Regions from separate parts of the Mus musculus genome. Here region 2 is linked to region 1. A link is a contact called in ENCODE Hi-C or POLR2A ChIA-PET data. All regions are on one chromosome and are shown on one strand. The core of a region is the stretch at or near the end of the contact, and the rest is flanking DNA. Distances in the headings are between cores, read along the strand shown. Region 1 holds the start of Fam217a (family with sequence similarity 217, member A). Region 2 holds the start of Eci3 (enoyl-Coenzyme A delta isomerase 3).

Region 1 (3,079 bases), core at 8-2,507:
TAAGCTCTGAATTGTGACTCTAAATATCACTTGACGGAATGTTCGTAGTTAACTGAAGCTATGGACAGTAGCTGAAACCAGAAGTAGATCGTGATCATTAAATGTCATCCTTGACAAACAAAACAAAACAAAAAAATTGGCCATTATCAAGAAAACAGGGGCTGGAAAGATGACTCCGTAGTTAAGAGCACTTTGTTGGCTGCTCTTGCAGAGGACTCCGATTTGGTTCTCAGCACCCGTGGCAGCTCACAACCATTTGGTTCTCAGCACACTCGTGGCAGCTCGCAGCCATTTGCAGTTCCAGTTCCAGGAGTGCCAACCCCTTCTTCTAGCTTCTATAGGCTCCAGGCTCACACATGCTGAGAGTAAGTGGTGCATACATTCAGGCCAAACACTCATACACATTCAATAGTAAAACTTCCCAAAATAAAACAGAAGGCAATAAAAAATGCTGACAAGGTGGGACAGAGATAAGGGAATTTTAAACCCCCCTTTCATCGTTAGTGAAAATGGAAATTAACACAGTAGTCATTGAGAAAAGCAATACCAAGATTCATCGAAAAAACTTACAACAGAACTAGGATAGAGCCAACCATCCCACTACTGAGTAATCCAAGGAAATAAGATTCTTATGTTGAAGAGACACCTGCATGCCTGTGTCCTTCAAAGCACTGTTAAAAATAGCCAGCGTATGAGGAATAAACCTAGCTAGCTGTCTAGCAACAGATAAATGGATAAAGAAATGCCACAGGCTGGTGGTATACATCTTTAATCCCAGCACTCAGGGAGCAGAGTCAGAGTCAGGCAGATCTCTATACATTCAAGGCCTGTCTGGTCTATACAGAGAGACCCTGTGCCAAAAAGCAAAAGAACTGTCCATATACACATGAGAATCCTGTTCCATCCACTTTATCATGAAATAAATCATCAGATGGATTTTTCTTTTTGGTGTGGTTTAGTTTAGTTGTGTTTTGTTTTTCTGTATGTAAGACATATGGGAGTCAGTGTCCTTTGTTTGTTTGTTTGTTTGTTTGTTTGTTTAAAGCACATGTGGTGGAAAACACTTTGGCATGAGAGCTAAGTAAGGCAGGAAGACTGGCCATATATTGCTGTTAGCCTGCAGCAGAGGGTGAGTTGCCATGTGGGCCAGTGGCTGCCTAGGCCTTGCCTGAAGCCTCCTCATTAACTAAATTGATCCCACAGCAGCGCAGGGCAGCACCTGGGTTGTTTTTCCATGCTTACGGCTCTTAGGTAACAAATAACTCCCTCCCTTCCTTCCTTCCTTCCTTCCCTCCTTCCCTCCTTCCCTCCTTCTCTCTTTCTCCTTTCTTTCTTCCTCCTCCTCTTCCTCCTCCCCCTCCTCCCCGCTTCTGTCTTCTTTTTTTTTGTTCTTGTTTCAAAGAGAGCTCCTGTGTCTCCAGAGCACCTTCCACTGTCAGCAGGCCACAGCTGTGCATTCGACAAGGCCAGCTGGCTCCCAGAAGGCAGAGTGTTCAGCAACGTCCAGAGAGAGAAGATCATCTCTAAGTTTCTCAAAAGAAGCGTTCTGAAAAGAGTGTTTGGCTCGCAGCAGCTGAGGTGGGAGGGCCCCAACTCCCAGAGAGAGGACTCCAGCTCCACCGGTCCTAGCACCACAACGTAAGTCCATATTGAAAAGTAGGCCCAAACTCAAGGTACGCTCTTCCCAGAGGGGCAGGAAAACAGCTCTATACCAGCATCCAGAGAACTAGAAGGCTTAAGAGGAACTGCACACCCAGGTTGAGCGGTAAGAGCAAAATAAAATAGGAAACATGTAACTGAGAATGTGCTCAAAGTATAACACCTTTATAGGAGGTGGGTTTCACCAATGTGTGTCTCTTGTCTGGGGAAATGTTCTCAGATATATCACTACCATCCACTGTAGGAATAAGTAGATTCAAAACAAAATTTCTTGTGTTTTTGGAATAAAATGGTAGCTACCCAAATAAGATAGCATTGTTAAGGAGGCAAACGTTGAAGGTTAATTTTGTTGTTGTGTTTGTTTTGTTTTGTGTTTTGTTTCCCCAGACAGGGTCTCACTATATAGCTCCGGCTGTGAACTCATTCTGTAGGCCAGGCTGCCCTTGAAGTCATAGAGATCTGCTTACCTCTGCCTCTCAAATACTGGAATTAAAGGCATGTGGTTCTACTCCTGGCAAACACTGAGTTTTAAAATAAAACTTTAAAGTAAAAAAAGAGAACAGAAATCCTTCAAAGTAAAAATATTTTACTCATGTTTCTTTAAAAGGAATTATACAAATACACACACAACAACATCAACAACTAGCATGCTTATGATTAGTGATCACAAAAACAAAGTCCTAAGTTGGGATGGAGAGAATCAATCAAAAGGGAGATGGGGAGGGAGGGTTGAATAAAATCAAATTATTGATCTAAAGCATATGCCAAATATCATCTGTCCACCACTGATTTGAAATGTTCCCCACTGGTCAAATGTATTATTTATTTATGGAGAGGTGTTTTGTCTACAAGCATGTCTGCACACCACAGAGGGCGTCAAATCCCTTGGAACTGGAGTTACAGTGTGTCAGTTGTCACGTGGGTGCTGAGAATCAAAACTGAACCCTCTAGGAAAGCAGCCAGTGCTCTGAACTGCTGAGCCCTTTCTCTAGCCCCTGACTGAGTATCTGAGCACCACGAAAAATGCACACTATTCAGTAGAAAATAGTGATCAGCTCTGAGAAAATGTTTACAGACAGGGATTCTGAAGCCATGCTTGCCTGCACGGTGAGTAGCAAACGGAATATGAAAGGTACCGAGAGGCCAGCAGAAATGGACATCTTTTCCCTGAAGGACAACTAAGAAATAGTGTGCTTGTCATTCCTTCCAGTAACCCAGGGTGACAGAGAGCCATGGAAGTTGAGGTGCTTTCCACAAGATCATCTTCCTGTCATCACTGTCTTTGTCATCCCTGCTATAAGAGGAGAAGCTAAAGTGTGCCTATTGGACACTCAAGTGCCTGGCACAAGGCTTGTTCTCTTTTCCTGTGATTCACACCTTCTCTGTTGAGGGTTAGAGGGATGGCTCAGCGGTTAAGAGT
Region 2 (3,212 bases), core at 475-2,974, 44 kb before region 1:
GTCAGGGATTCGCCTGGGACTCTGAGGAGGTCAGACATATGAAACCGAGGAGTGGTCATTGCCATGTGGAAGACATAGAATATTTTGAACTGGTTAATATAAAATATGAGCTTGTTGGGGAACAAGCTGAAGCTTATGGCTTAGGCATTTACTCATAAATAGATAAGCCTCCGAAGTGTTTTTGGGGGAACTAGGGTGCAGGAAGAAAATCTGAGGTTACAGGTGAGAGAGAAAAAAATGGTTGAAGACAAGAGACAAGAGAAGAGGAGATGGAAGGAGAGGAGGGGAGGGAGGGGGAGAGGGGATGGGTGAGAGGGAAAGGAGAGGAGAGGACATGGAAGGAGAGGGAAGGAGGGGAGGAGAGGAGAGGGAAGGAAAGGGGTTGGGGGTGGGGAGCGGTCCGTTCTCTTCCAGTTTCATAGATGAGCAGCACCACTAAACCGAAGCAGGATACAGGAGGGAGAATGAAGAGTACAAAGTCCTTTGTGCCTAACAGAGTCATAATAGGTCCCTCCCCGGCAATTACACAGCGGGATATCACAGTCACCTTGGTACCACTTTCCCTGGTGCTTTCAATTCAATTCAAGGAAGTTCCAATTCCTTTGCTTGAGCTGTGGCTTACTGTAAAAGAAATACCTGGAAGCATAGAGCCAGAGTTAACCCTTCTGACAGCTTACAGAAAAGGTGGCAACTGACCCCAAAGTCGTTGTCACAGGTGGAAACACACGGGACTAGCAGCGACCTCATGTCACCAAAGCACTCAGGCTTGCAGGCGACTTCCTTGGGGAGACAGTGCCTTGGCGAAGGTGACACTTTGTCCAAGCACCAATTGCTAGTTAGCGGAGCGCGGCAGATGCGTAATCCCTTATCACCAGCGTGGGTTTCAACGGTTCACTCCTGTCAAGCAGACTGTCCGGAGATGAAAAATGGTGTTTAATAAACAGCAGGCAAGGGCTGAACAAATTGCTAGTCAGAAATAGTCCTAAGAGACCTGCTCTGGAGAGCAGGATCACAACGGGAGAATGGAACCAACGGTCAGAGATTTCCCACGTAAAACACTGTCTGGACTGAGAAACCATGGGCTGCAGAAACCCAGAGAGGCTGGGCACCCCAATTCTAAACGAAAATAGGTTGGGATGTCCACGGTAATCCAAGCACTTAACAGGCAGAGAGACAGAAGGATCAGCAAAGTTTAAGTGAGGCAATTTATCGTGAGATTTTTGCCTCGAAACAAATGTTTTAAAATAAAAAGCAAAAAGCTGAACACCATGGTGTGTGCCCCTGCACCCAGCACTCTGCGGGGAAGTCCATTATCGGCTACGTTCAGCACCCTCCCCTCTCTGCCCAGCACCCGGTTCTCTGCCTCCTACCCCAAAGCCCCGCACCCTACCCTCTGCATCCAATCCCCTGCACCTTGTTCTTTGAACCCAATTCCCAGAGCTCACTCACTGAACTCTGCACCCATAGGCCCTTCTCTGCCCAAAGCTCCTTGTCCTCTGCGGCCAGAGTCATGCGCCATGCTTCTGCTTCCTCAACCAAGTGCCCATCCCTGAAACCTTCTCGGGCCCAACTCAGACCACGCCCCCAGTCTCACTTTTCCTCTGCCTTCCTCTGTTCCTGGAGTCTTTCGTTCCACTCAGGATTCACTTCTGGATCCGCCCCCTGCCCAGTTCCTCCCACCGATTCCACCCATTCTTAAGCGTCTCGGCTCTGTTTGTCCTCAAGGCTGGCTTTAACTTCCTTCCTTGAGCAGAAGAGTACGCGGTGCTGGTGTCCTAGGTAAGCTTGCAGCCTCTACTGTCTGGCCCAAAGTCTCCAGCGAGGTTTGTCGCGGGCCCGCGGAGCCGCCCCGCTCTGTCATCTGGTCTGGCTAGCAGGACAGAAGGATATTGCTTTGACGGTTTCCCAGCGAGAGAGCTCTAAAGAGTGACCTCGCCTGTCTTGTACGAATGGATGTGCTCAGGCCGCCTAGAAAGCCTGGACTAGCAGCGACCTCATGTCACCAAAGCACTCAGGCTTGCAGGCGACTTCCTAAGGGAGACAGTGCCTTGGCGAAGGTGACACTTTGTCCAAGCACCAATTGCTAGCTAAGTGGAGCGCAGCAGATGCGTAATCCCTTATCACCAGCGTGGGTTTCAAGCAATTGGTTGACCTAGTTGAGAGAGGTAACTCAAAAATCTAAACCTACACTCCATTTGAATAAATTTGCTTTAAATGAGCCTTTACATTTTACAACGTCTTTTTTTTTCTCTCTCCTTGGAATAACCCTTGTCAAATTCAAATAAAATGTAGAGGAAAAAAATCTGTAATCTGTAGACAGATTTTATTCAGTGATCATTTGAAACTAGATTATTGGGACAGCAGAGAGAGAATATAACTATGGCATTTTGCTCTGTAGGGTTTGGGACAAATCGGCAATCCTGCTGCAGAAATGAAGGGCAAGGAACAAATAGAAACCAGTGTTTGTAGTCTCTGCAGGTCTTCAGGTTACCAGTGGCTCAGGTGAACCTGGATAGACCAAAGCCGAGAGTCAGTCAGCAGGACTTTGAAAATGCAATGAACCAAGTGAGACTTGAGATGGAGGACCCAGGCAACGAAGTACAGCTAAGACTCTATGCACTAGATAAGCAATGTAAGCCTGAGATCTGACATTGTTTAAAAAAAAAAAAAAAATGTGTGGGCTGGAGAGACAGCTCAGCAGTAAGTGCTTACTGCTCCTCTAAGAGGATCCAGGATTGGTTCTCAGCACCTTCAACCCTACTTTTTTTTTTCCATTTTTTTATTAGGTATTTAGCTCATTTACGTTTTCAATGCTATACCAAAAGTCCCCTATACCCCCCACCCCCCTACCCACCCACTTCCCCTTTTTGGCCCTGGCATTCCCCTGTACTGGGGCATATAAAGTTTGCAAGTCCAATGGGCCTCTCTTTCCACTGATGGCCTATTAGGCCATCTTTTGATACATATGCAGCTAAAGACAAGAGCTCCGGGGTACTGGTTAGTTCATATTGTTGTTCCACCTATAGGGTTGCAGTTAGCTGTCTCTTTTTTTTTTCCTGTTTTTATTTATTTATTTATTTATTTATTTGTCATCTTGCTATTTGTGAGGTGTTTCACATTTTTTTAAAATTAGGTATTTTCCTTATTTACATTTTCAATGTTAGCTGTCTCTTAACTCTAGTTTCAGACCTCTGTGGTCACAAGGCATGCCC

The links. A loop is a pair of places that touch in the nucleus more often than their neighbours do. ChIA-PET counts read pairs that join two places held with the same protein, here RNA polymerase II (POLR2A).
Region 2: a loop to region 1 is called in a map of left cerebral cortex, with 2.8 times the contacts of the local background. The contact joins the promoter of Eci3 here to the promoter of Fam217a in region 1. A Hi-C loop is called at or near these places in 5 of 37 maps with a recorded cell type or tissue (heart and left cerebral cortex). POLR2A ChIA-PET finds 5 or more read pairs at or near these places in 1 of 5 experiments (Patski).

What each region holds. Positions count from the first base shown.
Region 1 is chr13:34,918,170-34,921,248 of GRCm38, reverse strand. It overlaps Fam217a (family with sequence similarity 217, member A), which reads left to right and starts at 1,257. Exons shown (of 8, transcript NM_027967.1): 1 at 1,257-1,638.
Region 2 is chr13:34,962,321-34,965,532 of GRCm38, reverse strand. Eci3 (enoyl-Coenzyme A delta isomerase 3) reads left to right here and starts at 1,724. Exons shown (of 9, transcript NM_026947.4): 1 at 1,724-1,779. It overlaps Gm16984 (a long non-coding RNA gene), which reads right to left and starts at 1,583. Exons shown (of 3, transcript XR_873227.2): 1 at 1,450-1,583; 2 at 697-909.